3 separate regions of the Mus musculus genome follow, and regions 1 and 2 are each linked to region 3. A link is a contact called in ENCODE POLR2A ChIA-PET data. All regions are on one chromosome and are shown on one strand. The core of a region is the stretch at or near the end of the contact, and the rest is flanking DNA. Distances in the headings are between cores, read along the strand shown.

What was found. ChIA-PET counts read pairs that join two places held with the same protein, here RNA polymerase II (POLR2A).
Region 1: POLR2A ChIA-PET joins it to region 3 with 12 read pairs in embryonic stem cell. The contact joins the promoter of Fdxr here to the promoter of Jpt1 in region 3. POLR2A ChIA-PET finds 5 or more read pairs at or near these places in 3 of 5 experiments (Patski and embryonic stem cell).
Region 2: POLR2A ChIA-PET joins it to region 3 with 11 read pairs in embryonic stem cell. The contact joins the promoter of Cdr2l here to the promoter of Jpt1 in region 3. POLR2A ChIA-PET finds 5 or more read pairs at or near these places in 3 of 5 experiments (Patski and embryonic stem cell).

What each region holds. Positions count from the first base shown.
Region 1 is chr11:115,274,363-115,278,910 of GRCm38, reverse strand. Fdxr (ferredoxin reductase) reads left to right here and starts at 1,942. Exons shown (of 12, transcript NM_007997.1): 1 at 1,942-2,102; 2 at 2,729-2,832. The coding sequence starts at 2,024. It overlaps Fads6 (fatty acid desaturase domain family, member 6), which reads left to right. Exons shown (of 6, transcript NM_178035.5): 6 at 1-284.
Region 2 is chr11:115,379,204-115,383,880 of GRCm38, reverse strand. It overlaps Cdr2l (cerebellar degeneration-related protein 2-like), which reads right to left and starts at 1,965. Exons shown (of 5, transcript NM_001080929.1): 1 at 1,480-1,965. The coding sequence starts at 1,558.
Region 3 is chr11:115,511,146-115,515,805 of GRCm38, reverse strand. Jpt1 (Jupiter microtubule associated homolog 1) reads left to right here and starts at 1,413. Exons shown (of 5, transcript NM_008258.2): 1 at 1,413-1,586. The coding sequence starts at 1,531.

The sequences.
Region 1 (4,548 bases), core at 693-3,192, 240 kb after region 3:
AGGCAGAGGCAGGCAGATCTCTACCAGTTCAAGGCTGGCCTGGTCTATAGAGTGAGTTCCAGGACTGCCAGGGTTACACAGAGAAACACTGTCTTGAAAAACAAAACAAACAAACAAAGTGGGGAGTGATTAGTTGAGCAGAGGATTCTGGGATACTGAGTTTTGGTTCTCAGTCTGGTTGTAGGTCACATTATTACACCTACAGTCTCATAACCCATCAACTATGGTGGGAATGAATGCACTTCTCTGTATGTCAAACTTCAACTAAAAATAACCTTCATTTTTGTTGTTGTTCTTTTGTCTTCTCTCTGTAGACCAGGCTGGCTTCGAACTCACAGTTCTGCCCTCCTCTGCCTCCCCAGTGCCACCGCAGCATGGCTAAAAACATTCTTAAAATAGTGTAAAAAATATGAAATACAAAACAGGGGAAACTTCTGGATTATTAAGCTCCTACACAAGGCTCCAGCAGACCAGCCTGAAAGTTGAAATGGACTGACTCAGCATGAAGTTCACCAAGCTGTCACCTAGCCGTTCATCTGGCCCAAGAATTCCAGATTACAGTCAGGTCAGTCAAGCCAGTTTCCATTGGTATGACCACGTTCCTACTGCCATTTCCCTCTCACAAAACAAGTGGCATACTGTTTTGTGAGATCAGGTGCCACTCTGTATACAGCCCAGGCTAGCTTTGTACCTGAATTATGGAATAGAAGATTCAGCTAGGGGCGGGGCGGGGCGGGGCGAGGCAGGGGGCAGTTAAAACGTAGAGCAATTTTGTAAGTCCCTGGGTTCAATCTTCAACAAGAATAAACAAGAATCAGATGTTGTGAGGATGACAGGTTAGTCTTCCAAGAAGGAGAAGGACTCTCAGAGAAGCACTGGGCTTGTCTGGTTAGAGGTGACAATGGGTCCTGCCCTTATTTTAATTATATTTTTTGTGGTGTAATCGAAACCAGGATCATGTGCACATTAAGCATTCACCCTTCTTCAGGTCCTGTTCTTGTGTAGAAAACATGTGTGGGTCGGCTGGAGGGTAAAGTTGCTTGCCCTCAGCCTTAAATGAGTCTGAAACCCAGGAATTCACGTAGAGGAGGGAACCAACTCCTATAAGCTGTCCTCTGACTACCACACACCACGCGAACGCTGTGGCAAGTGTACACCGGCCCCCATAAATAATGTAATAAAATATATAAATGTTAGAAAAAACTTTTAAAAGATATTGATTTTAGGCTTTGCATCAATTTTCTTTTAAAACATGGAATATGAATGATTTACCTTGACTACTGAGCTTTTGGGTGCCCCCTAAGGTACGGTCTCACCCTGATCCCTGTACTGTCGGACCAGGGTCGAAGGTCGGGCTCTGGTCTCAGTGCCAGAGGGGGAACTTCTTCGCGTGTTTCCTCCCCCATCGTGGGAAGAGGGTGACTAGAAATAAGCTCTTGAGAGTTTAACACTTGTCCTTCTCTGACACGCACAAGTAGCTGTTTGAGGCTACATCAGTTCAACATCCAGACTTAAAAATCGAGGAGTCAAGAATAGCGGATACACGAGACTTCCGGGCTCTGGCCTTCTGATTGGCTGATACAAAAATCACTCAAACAACGACAACGGGGCATTGCGTCATCAGCGAGCGGCAAGCTTTACATAAAGTAAGCTCCTTTCCAATTGGCTCCCTTCTTCAAGAGCAACTGAAACAGCATAGGGGATTCGCGTTTCTTCAAATCTAGACTTCCGGCATCTGGAGGTACTAGGAAGACCGGAGAAATTTGATAAGCTTTTGAGGATTGGACGTTCTGGGGGCGGGGCCTTGGCGAGATGGGGGCATGGTTCTCTTTGGGGGCGTGGTTATTTCGGAAATCTTGGTGAAGTCTCCAAGTTGATGTTTCTAAGCAAGCGGGAGGCGAGGCTTGGGGCGGGGCTCCAGTGATGGGCGGGTCCAGAGGAGCGTCCTCGGCGGGCTGCTGGACCTGCGCTCAGCACTAGAGTCATTGCTAGCTCTTCCGCTTGCTGGTTGCACTTCTCAGCCATGGCTCCTCGCTGCTGGCACTGGTGGCGCTGGTCCGCGTGGTCTGGGCTTCGGCCGTCTCCCTCCAGGAGCACTCCGAGTAGGAGCAGGGCTCTTGGGGGCTGCACCAGGGCGAGGGGAGGCCTGTGATCAAGAGCGGGGGTCCGAGCAGAGCTGAGGCGGGGCTGGAGAGGGGCAAAGCTGAACGTGTCTGCTCTTGCGGGAGAAATGGGAGTGATGGAGAGGGGAGGATCTGTGCAAAGAGATGTAAGGCGTCCTGGGTAAGACAGCTCAGTAAAGGCTAAAAGGATAGACCATGAGGTCTTTATGTGTGATACGAGGTGAACGGAGGTGACAGGCAAATTCGAGGTGAGGAGATGAGCAATAGAGTTCTGTGGGGGAAAGAAGGGCTAGAAAAAAGCAAAATAGAAACGTGATGGGCATATGAAGACATGAGATCACATAAGGAACCTCTCAAGAAAGATAGTGCTGTGCAGGACAGCTTGGGGGATAAGGGGGTCTGGGGCAGATTATTTGTTATTGTTCATGGGTGAGACATGGGGTTCTGGATAAAGACAGCTCTGGCATTCAGATGAAATGGTGAAGCTTTGAGGAACGGAAAAAGGAAGATGCAGGTGAGGGTGAAGGCAAGGTGCAACTGGACAGAATTGGTTTGGGGTGGTAGGAGGGTGTTGGTTTGACCCTGCTGTCCCCTGCTCTACCTAGCCCCAGGCTTCTGCCAGAAGTTCTCCACACAGGAGAAGACCCCTCAGATCTGTGTGGTCGGCAGTGGCCCAGCTGGCTTCTACACAGCCCAACACTTGTTAAAGGTAAGCGAGGCACTCCTTCCAGGCTCCCTTCTTACCATTCATTTCTTGTCCCAATTCTGGGGGTAGGCTCCAGCCCTTTGGTTTGTCTGACAAGGAAGGGGCTTTTGACTAATGTAAGCTGTGTTCTTTCTAACTGATTCCACAGGTATAGCTGAGGCGCCCTAGGTCCTCAGCTGTGAGAGACATGCATTTGTTCCATGGATGGTGGTTGGGGACAGATGGGCAGCTGTCTTCTGCTTTGTAGGGAAGTCTTTTTCAGTCTAATGGGATGGCTTTCGCCTCCCCTTATCTTTACGCTTCTTTATCTCCAGCATTTTATATTTCAAGGCAATCTTGTCTGCAGCTTTGCGCCCTCCCCACGACCATTCTCTTCCACAAAGGCCAAGGTCTCAAAGCTTTCAGTATTAGTCTTGCCAGACAGGGCCTCAAGGTTGCCAGATGTACTGGAAACTCTGTCTCAGACCTTAAAGCAAAAGAGGAAGGGGGCGGGGTACTGCAGAGAAGGCTCCGTGGTTAGGAGTGTTTATGGTCTCACAGAGGACCAAAAGATGGGAGTTGGGTTCCCAGCACCCACACAGTGGCTCACAACTCAGCTCCAGGGAACCCAATGTCCTCTTCTGGCCTCTGCTTGGCCCTTCATTCTTGCACACACACAACATACATAACTAAAAGTGATAAAATAAGTAATTTTAAAAAGTAAGGAATACTGAGCTTGACTGAGACAAGACAGTGTCTGAACTTTAGAGGGGCTTGTAATACCAACGGGACAGAAGAAAAAACGATGATTATATTGATATCACATACAAATGTTTGAAAGGCAGAGTGACCCAGTGGCCTGGTTTACCTGGAGCTGACACTAGGAGGGTCTCATGGAGACCTCTGCTGTGAAGTGACCTATGCATGACTCTGCAGCTACATACCATGATCTACACAGGTCAGCGCTACCAGAAGCTGTCCCTAGAGAATGTATATTTGAGAAGCACCAAAGGTCATGTCTGGGCTTCAGCAAGCTCCCAGGTTCCGACATGAGTCAGCCTGGAGTGCAAGGCCACTGCTGAAGGACAGCCTGGGCTCTGGGATGGAGACCCAGGGGTTCTCAGGGTTGGGGTGGGTATGTGGGTGGTGTGGTTGGTATTAGGGAGGGTACTTGTAAGGGGCACTGAGGTTGAGGGAATGAATAGGATCTAGAAGGCAGGGCTTTTTGTGTCTTCTCAGTGGGCGGATCTTGACCTGCAGGCACGCGGGTGTGTTTATGGACCTGACAGTGTAGCTCGAGGAGGCTGGTTTACAAGGTATTTTAGGGCTTAAGCTAGGGGTAACCCCTAGCCCAGTCTAGAGGGAGAGGTGTGCAAACTGTATTTTATGGAGCATATGAGAATAAAATAGCCTCAAGAATGAGGAATTATGTGGATGAAGGCCAGAGGAAGGAGAGTGGCCCTGAGCCATCATTCCAGAGCCTATTCCAGAAGGCCATTGAGTATCTGAGGGGTGAAGAGGTGAGGGCCCAGATCACAAGGTACCCAGAGACCACTGACCACGTTGTAGACTTGAGTGGCTTTCTTTGGACGCTCTCCATGTTCCCTGCTGGAGCGGTTTTATCTAAATAAGCATTTCTGGGTTCAGCTCAGATTTAACCAAACTCTATGACTAGGACTCTCAGAATCAGCAGTTTTAAGCAAACTCCCTGGGGGCTGGGGGTAGATCCTGACACTCACA
Region 2 (4,677 bases), core at 716-3,215, 130 kb after region 3:
GGCTTCTTCTTCCTCCCACATCTGGGCTGGGCATGGTGCCAAGCCTTCATTAGGGGTGCGGGAACTAAATGAGACGACCGCCATGGTATTAGCATCTGCCTCCCCTAGAGGCTATCTTCGCCAGAAATCGGCTTTTCATCTTTCCTTCTGCGCTAGCCTCTCCCAGGAAGCCATCCCATAATCACTTACACTTAGAGCAGCATACAAGTGGGCCTACCCCATCAGCCCTTGTGTGCCCAGAGGGTCAGGCTGTGACTGTGCCCAGGTCCCAGGCTGATGTCTGGAGCTCACATGGGGCCAGTAGGTGTTTAGAGAGTAAAGTTTTAGGGGTAGTGGCCAGGACAGAGAAGAGGTGTCACAGAAGCTCATGGCATAGCAATGCCTAACCCAACACTCTCTACCCTGCGGAGCTCTCCCAAGGTTCTGATTCACTGACAAGCACAGGGACAGCCCCTCATCTGCAGGTGAAGCTCAGCTGCATGGGGAAGTGGGTCAGGAGACAAAGGCTCCAGGATCCAAGTGCATGTTTCCCATCTTGGCAAAACCAGGGCTCTGGGCCCTAAGGATGGAGACCGGCCTTTGTGGCACACACACACTGTGCCAGGCTTGTGTTTTAATACCTCAGAGCATGCAGGTGACCCTCACCCTCAGGGTTTCAGTAAGAACCAGCAGAGAGGAGGTTGGGGTCTGACTACTTCGGCAGGCCTTGGCCTTGACCCTGACCCTCTCGGGCCTTCTTGTCAGGTCGGCTCCACCTCTCAGTGATGTCATTTTAGCCACCTCATCACCAGCTTCTAACTCCCCTCTAGTCATTTTCTAGATGAGTGCCACGGAAGTGGCTCCCTCTTTCCCCAGGGATCTCATTTGGCAAAGTCTGAAATTGCTAAAGGACCCCTTCACATCCTGAGCCACTTGGGTGGAAGCCCCATGCAGGGAAGGACCAGGGAACGCCTCTCTTGGGAAGGCAGATTGGAGACTTTCAGCTTCTTCGCAGGCGTGAGCATGCACCACCCCCTTTCTGGGCAGAGGGAAGCGAGTTGGGGAAACTTTCTGGAAGTCTTAGAGCTCAGAAATTCTAGCCCGGACAGGTGCTGTTGATCTGGAGAGATGACCTATCTCAATATACAGTGCATTCTTAGCAAAAGTAACAAGAATCCTCTGTGGGCCCCAAGACTTCCATTCTACCTAGCAATCGGGCCCCCTAACAATACCCTACCGGGGCACGCGAGTAGGTGCTGCTACTAAAATGAGAAGGGCGATGGATGCCCTGTCAACTGGACACTTTTGCAAGTCTCTCTCCAGCGTCAGAATATTCCAGGGCAGCGCCCTTCTCGGTCCACGTCCCCATTCTCAAGACGCATCATGCTCCGTTGGGCTCACCAGGTCCAGCCTAGCCCTTTTCTTGGGGATACCGCCCAACAATGGAGTAGTGGTCAGGGGTCTTGGGGCACACGCTGTTTCCCTCCCCAACGCGCTCACCCTGCTCCAGGTCCTGATGGTCGTACCAGGACTCCTCCTCCTCTGCGGAGTAGTCCTCCATCCCCGCGGCTCTCCGCATGGCCCCGCGGGTGGCGGTGGGCGGGCGCTGCGGCAGCTCAGGGCCTGGGCTCGCAGCCCGGGACAATGCGGCGGAGGCGGCCCGGGCTTCCAACGTCGGGAGCTCGGGCTGCAGCGCCCCTGCGCCCTCCGCCCGTGATCGCCATCCGCTGCCGGCCCCGTGCGCCCAGCGGGGCCTCTGGCTCCCGCGCTCCCCGGGTCCCGCCGAACTGGGGACGCCGGGTGGCGGCGGCACAAAGGGCGGAGGGGTGGGGACTGCAAAGTGGGACGACAGCTGGGACCACCCGGGACCACCTGCAGGGCTAGGGCGTCAGCAGAGTGCGGATGCAGCGGCGGGTACCCCTTGCCCGCCTCCGGCCCGCACACCGCCCGGCCCGCGCCGCGACACCCGGAGCCGCCGCTGCATCTCCGCCCGGCCCGCTTTCAGCTTCCCAGGCCGCCAGCTTTGCGGGGTGGGACCTGCCGCCGGAGACCAATCAAAAGACGTATGCAAATAAGGGGCGGGACCGAAGGCAAGGACCTTCCTGGTGTCCTGGTCCGGGAATTGCTGGATCAACCCTCTGTCCTGCTTTTCCTCCACGTCCGACTTTTATTTACGTCCATCTGGAATTATTTTGTTTGCTTGTTATCTGTCCTTCTGGCTCTCCTGGGAGCAAGGGTCTGTCTGATGTCCACAGTGGTCCTCACCTGCGGAGAACGTGCTGACCCACTGATATATCCGAAGAACTTTTTAAAAAATGGTATTAAATTAGAAACATCTTTAAGAACCTTGAATGGGGGTTTGGCTGCTGGAACACTCGAGGTCAAGAGTTCTTGCTGAGGATTTGAGTTCGGTTCCCGGCACTTACGTCAGGAAGCTCCCAACAGCCTGTAACGCCAGCTTCAGGGAAATTCTGACACCTCTGGCCTCTGGGTACTTGTAATTACATAAAGTCTCACACATAGAAAACACACAGTGGTTCCCTCCTCTACTAACGGGAGTTAGGAGGCTGAAGCAATAGGATTATCTTGAGTTCTTAGGCCAGACTTTTAACACAGCTTGTTCCAGGCCCGACTAAGCTACAGTGTGGAAGTTTTTCTGTAAACTAAACTAAGCAAAGCTAAACATTACTTTAAGGGGGTTGAGGAGGTGGCTCAGCACATTAAAAGTGCTTACCAGGTTTGGTTTTGTTTAAAAAAAAAAAAAAAGCAGAGTGCGTGGCTTGTTCTTGAAATCCCAGCTCTGGGAGCTGGGGAGCCAGGAGAGATGGATCGATGGTAGCCAGTAAACCTAGCCTAATTGGCCAGTGATAGGCCGTGTTTCAAAAAAAGCAAGGTGCACAGCTCCTTGTTCAGTAACACTTGGAGGTTGTCCTGTACCCTCTACACACACATGAACACACATGAGTGAACACACACACACACCTACCTTTAAGAATCTGAGTCTTAGGCTAGAGAGATGGCTCAGTGGTTAAGAGGGCTGTCTCCTCTTCCAGAGGTCCTGAGTTTAATTCTCAGCAACCACATGATGGCTCACAACCATCTGTAATGGGATCTGATGCCCTCTCCTGGTGTGTCTGAAGACAGCTACAGTGTACTTACAAATAATAAACAATTCTTAAAAAAAAAAAAGAACCTAGGCCGTGGGCTGGAGATGGCTCAACTGCTCGTGTAGAAGATCTGAGGATTCATTCCTCAGATCAATATGGTGGTTCAGAAACACCTGGAACTCCTTCCGGGGGATCAGTTCTCCTCTTCAGACCTCCTTGGGTACGAAGCATGCATATGGTATAGATACATTCAGGCAGGCAGACACTCATACACATAAATATAGAATAAATAAATATAGAAATAGAACTCATTTAAAAAAAGAACTGGAGTGTTTAAAAACCTGTATGTCTGGAAACAGGCTGGAAGGAATGAACTTTGGGCACGTGTTACTTGTATTCTGCCCTTTTCACTTTAAGGTCTGTTTCTTACTGCTTAAGACCCAAATCCGATATCCAGTTACACCCATAAAAGCCATGCTTTAATCCATCCAAGAATTTTTTTTTCCTTAAAGGAGTTTTCCTAATCCTCCAGCATTCATGTAATTTGTTTTTGTTGAGACCCATCATGTGTGAACATTCTTTTTTTTTTTTTGGTTTTTCGAGACAGGGTTTCTCTATATAGCCCTGGCTGTCCTGGAACTCACTCTGCAGACCAGGCTGGCCTCGAACTCAGAAATCCACCTGCCTCTGCCTCCCGAGTGCTGGGATTAAAGGCTTGCACCACCACTGCCCAGCATGTGTGAACATTCTTGAGGCACTCAATATATGTTGTGATATAACCAGAAAAGGACATCTAGCCAGAATATGGCAAAACCTGAAAATCCAAAGGAAAAAGGCATATGGCCAGGAGAAAATGGGTAAAAGACTTGACTGGACAAATTTGAGGAAAAAAATCCAAATGGCCCAGTTAACAGTTAATGTGACTAAGGTACAAAGTTTTATTTAATCCTCAGGAAATGCAAATTAAATCCACACTGAGGTACCCCCATTACCATACTTGGGACCTTAACTGTCTCCCAAGGCTCATGTGTTAAATGCTTCACTCTTAGTGTGGTGTTGTTGGGAGTATAGACACTTTTGAGAGATGGAGCATACTGTATGAATGTATGTGTGTGCATGTGTGTATACATGTGTGTACATATGTATGTGTGTGCATGTGTGTATATGCATGTGTGTATGTTTGCGTGCGTATGTATGTGTATATGTGTATGCATGTGTGTGGGTGTGTGAGTGTATACATGTGTGTGTACGTACGTATGCATGCATGCATGTGTGTGTATGTGTGTGTATATGGGCATATGTGTGTGCATATGTGTATATGCATGCATGTGTGTATAAATGTGTGTATATATGTTCTTGTGGGTATATGCATTTGTGTACATGTTTGTGTGTGTATGTATGTATGTGTGTGTATGTGTGTGGGTATATGGATGTATACATGTGTGTATATATGTATGTATGTATATGTGTATGTGTATATGGATATATGTATGTGCATATGCGTATATGTGTGTATGCATGCATGTGTGTATATGTGTTTATGCTGTGTGCATGTGTTTTTGGGTATATATGCATGTGTGTATATGTTTGC
Region 3 (4,660 bases), core at 164-2,663:
TAGACGGGGGGGTAGGGGTGAGGGTGGGTGGGGTGGGTGGGTGGGGGGGTGGGGGTGGGGTGGGGGGGGAGTTCTCTGTGTAACATCTTTGGCTGTCCTAGACTCTTCTGCCTCCTTAGTGCTGGGTTCAAAGGTGTAGACCACTGTGTGCCCCCCGCCCTTTTTGAGGCTAAGAAATCTTGCTTCTGCCTCCAGGGTGCTGGGATTAGGGGTGTGCAGCACCCCCACCTCGGACCTTAAAAAAAAAAAATTCCCTCTCCAACACGGTTTCTCTGTGTAACTCTGGCTAGCCTAGAACTCGGAGATCCACCTGCCTCTGACTCCTGAGTTGGTGCTGGGACTAAAGGATTAAAGGCATGTGCTACATCGCCTGGCAAAAGATTTACGTTGTGTACATGTGTGTGCCTGCATGTAACTGCCCAGGTCAGGGAACTGGAGCTACAGTTTGGAGCTGCCCTGTGAGTGCTGGCAACTGAACCTAGGTCCTCTGCAGTACTAGCATATGGCCTTAACACGACATCCCTTCTCTCTTTCCTGCTTTCCTTCTCTGCCTCCCCCTCATTTCTTTTTGACAGGGTCTCACTGTTTAGACCAGACTGGCTTGAAACTCAAAGTGATCCTCCTGCCTCAGTCTCCCAAGTTAAGGCATTGCAGGGAAGTGCCGACACATCCTGCTGAGGTAGCTTTCTATTTAGGTAGCTAGGTAGTGTGTATGTGTGTGTGTGTGTGTGTCTCAGTGCGTGGGTGCGTGGAGGTCAGAGGTTCAAGAGTTGGGTATCCGAAATAATCAAACTCAGAGCTGAAATCAACCAAGTAGAAACAAAAAGAACTATACAAAGAATCAACAAAACCAGGAACTGGTTCTTTGAGAAAATCAACAAGATAGATAAACCCCTGGCCAGACTAACTATAAGGGACAGAGACAGTATCCAAATTAATAAAATCAGAAATGAAGACATAATAACGAAGTATATCTTAAAATAATTATTCTGCTTGTTGAGTATTAACAGTTGAAAATATTAAAATCATGTTCTACAAAAAAAAAAAGAGAGTTGGGTCTCTTACACGTTGTGGGTCCTGGAGATTGAACACGGGTTGTCATGCTGGGTGGCAAGGGCTTTTCCTTATGAGCCACCTCGACAGCCCCTCAAGTAACTTTTTAAAGTGACCGTGAACACTTGAGCACCACCAGATTGTCGAGGGCGTGGAGGAGGGGAGACCACAGCGGCCTTTCTCTGTACAGGAAGGGGGCGGGGCTTAGGCCGAGCCGTCTCCCGCGCAGCCCGTCCTGACGCCGATCTATGATTAGCACTGTAGCTAACCAATAGAAATGAAGAGATCTTTTTAAATTGCCCAATGGCGGCATGTGGAGGGTGGGCCCTATTGGCTCTATAAAATGGGAGTCCGGCGAGCCCCGCGGCGGTAGAAGCTCGTGGAGCCCTGGTGGTTTAGCTTTTGGAGTCGTCTGCGCCTGTTGGTCCCAGTCCCCCTTGGCGTTTTCAGGGCCAGCCTACCTCGCCCCTTGGCGCCATGACCACTACCACTACCTTTAAGGGTGTGGACCCTAACAGCAGGAACAGCTCCCGGTAAGGCGACAGGGTAGGGCTCGAGCCCTCCAGGGCTTGTGGGGACCGCGGGGCGTTGGTGGTAACGGGCCGGGAGCACCGCGCTCGCGCCCGGGGGAGGGTGGCAGAGTAAGGAGTGGGCGCCGCTTTGTGCGGCAGGACTGCCTCGGCTTGTGGCCCCGCCCCAGTCGTCCCTTCTATTCATTTCTCCCCGGTAACGACAGCTGAGGGGGACTGTGGGTGGCGGCCCTTTGCCGTACGGCAGGTTGGAGTCGGTGAGAGTGTGCGGGAGGATCTTCTTTCAGCCACCCGCGGCGACACTGGTCGGGTCCAGGATGGTGGGCTTGGTCTCCCAGGAGCCCAAGGAGCCTGCAGGGCCCTGGGCCCATTGTCCCACATGAGGGCCATGCGCTCCCGCTTCTGGCTCGGGCGTGTGCTGGCCCCGGCCTTGGGCGCTGCGAGCAAATCTGAGCACTGATCCGGCTGGTCTGCAGGCTCTTTTCCTCGTGGTGGCCCGCCGGGGTGTCCGTGTCTGCGCAGCAGGTGCACCTCTGGTAGGGCGGGGCTGGTCATCCCCTCCCTCCACTTCCAGCCCTGGACAGGAGCTCTCTTATCAAAGTGCCTCCCTGCGCCTAACAAAGGAGAGATCGGGTCTCCTCCCCCTCCCCACGCCCACCTCCGAATGCGCGGGGCCGTGAGCCTGCTCAAATGGGTTTTCTGCGCTCAGGTCCTCGGACCTCTGCCCTTCCATGTCGCCTTCTTTACTTCTCCCATTGACTTTGGCCGAATGAGTTCACCCCAGAGCAGGCTTCTCTTGGAGGAGGAGGTTGTCTGTGCTTGGGCGGGGCTAGGGAGCCATCCATTGTCTCTCCAGTAGTATGTAGTATCCCTTCCTGGAAGCTGGGATCTTGCTTGTCCCCAGTACACTGCATTTTGGGAGGAGCTCTGTGACTGGACTGGGACCCGTTTCCTACCCCTCACTTAACTTGGTGAAGATATTTTGTTCAGCGGAGGGAGTCCATCTACATCGTCTCAGCTAGTGGCACACAGTCCCTTAAGTTGGCTTTCAGGCATCTCTTTGATCTTCCCAAAGGCTTGGTTCCATGTTCTCTGGCCATGTATTTTCCATTGATGATGACCCACAGTTGAGTGTGACCAAGCCTTGGGGTCCCGACCAAGTGGCACAAAAGGGAGCCATTTTGTGGGGCTAAGAAGGCAGCGTGGAACAGCAGTGTCTCTCACAGGGGCTTGACAACTTGCTGACAAAAAGCAGCCTCCTTGAGTAGTCTTATGAGGAAGCTGGGGCAGCTACAGACTGCTTTCAGTTTCAGGAAGTAGTAAAAGAATTGGTGTGATGGAAGGGAACTGAAGGGGTCAGCGCTTACAGGGCGGGGCAGAACTGGAGATTAGACCTAGGAGACTGGGTCACTCCCTCTTGTTGTCATCCTTCAAATGAGGTAATTTGTTACAAAGGACACAGGGACAGATTGAGCCCTGGGTTTTTGTTTTGTGTGATGAGGCCAACTTTTCCTGGTCTGACACTGGTTCCTGGCAAGACAATGTGTAATCTGGGTTTTATTTTTTGGGACTCAAAGCTCAGCTCCAGGCTTTGTAGAGCATTTCAGAGCCCAGGGCCTTTCATGCGTGCTTGACATGAGACAAATACAACGTGTTTGCAGCCTCCTTTGCCACTGCTTGCCCTCCAGTGTTGGTGCTAAGGTTCTCCCCGACTCCTGAAATCTGACCAATTCTCTTCACCCCCTTTCTTCAGTAATATGCTTGCTCTGCAGCCTCAGTGGTGAATGCTGTGCTGGGGTGATGGGAGTCGGGATGGAAGAAAGGAGTTAATTTTTAAATTGCTGTCTGTGCTATGACATTTTTGGGTCTTAACTCAGCAACCTTGAAGCAGTTACTATCTATGTGGTTCAAAAAGAAAGAGTCCAAAGCACAGCTGAAGTACTTTGTCTTGCAAGCAAATCCTTTGTTTGGGAACCGCTCTCTGTTTCAGATGGTCTCTATAACGCTGACGTCATTGGGGAGGTAGTACCTGCTATCATAGTACCAGTAAAAGTTGGACTAGGCAGGTTTGGCAGATTTGTAAGCTAGCTGGGTGCTAGTGCTCCCCACCCTTGTTTTTTCTTGGCCAAGTCCACTAGGGTTCTGAAGAATTCCATGGGCTTTTAATTCCACTTAGCCATGAAAGCCTCCCTCTCTGGGGATTGAGGGAGGACAAAGAGGCACGTTGGAGTTGATTCTAATATTTCAAGTGTTTTCAGTCATTTAAGGTAAAAATTCAAAACAGTTCTACCCAGTAAGAAAGAACCTGTAGAGCTGGAGATGTGGTGGTTTGTCCGTAGCCTGGGCAAGACGCTGGGTTCTGCCCCCAGCAGCTCCCCACTTCCCTTCCCCCCTAAAAAATCACCCCAGAATTTATCTATACCTTTAGTAGTAATTTAAACAACTTAATTACCTGGGAACCTGGTTGGGGGGTGTGAGCCTGTTATACCGGCACTAGGGAGGCAGGAGTGGGAGGGTGGCAAGTATATACCATAACACATTTATCTTGATTTATATAATGAATAGAGCTGGTTTTGTCTGTGTGTGTGTATGGGATCTCAGCCATGTGGCTTTTCACTGGCCTGGATTAGCCAGCCTAGGTTAGCCTCCAACTTGTGCCCTTCTTGAGTCTCCTGAGTGCCGAGATTAAAAGGCACCCATGGACATAGTTTTAGATGTTTAATGGTTGTTTGTTTGTTTGTTTGGAGACAGCATCTCACTGTGTGGCCTCAGCTGCTGGCCTAGTGTGTAGAACAGGCTGGCCTCAGTCTCACTGAGATCTACTTGCCTCTGCCTCTGGTGTAGTGGGATTTAAGGCGTGGTCCTCATAGCCAGCAGACAAGCACATGTGTTTATCTTCAGGGACAGACACATGGAGTTACTTTAAGGTTTTCTTGTTTTCTAGCCCTGGACTGTCTTTCTTCTGTAGGCCTCTGCCTTCCTCCTAGGCTGTGACATTAGTGTCTCAGTAAGATGCGATGCTCAGGCCTGGAGAGTATTATGGGTATGCATGTCTGTGTGTGGATGTGAGTTGCAGA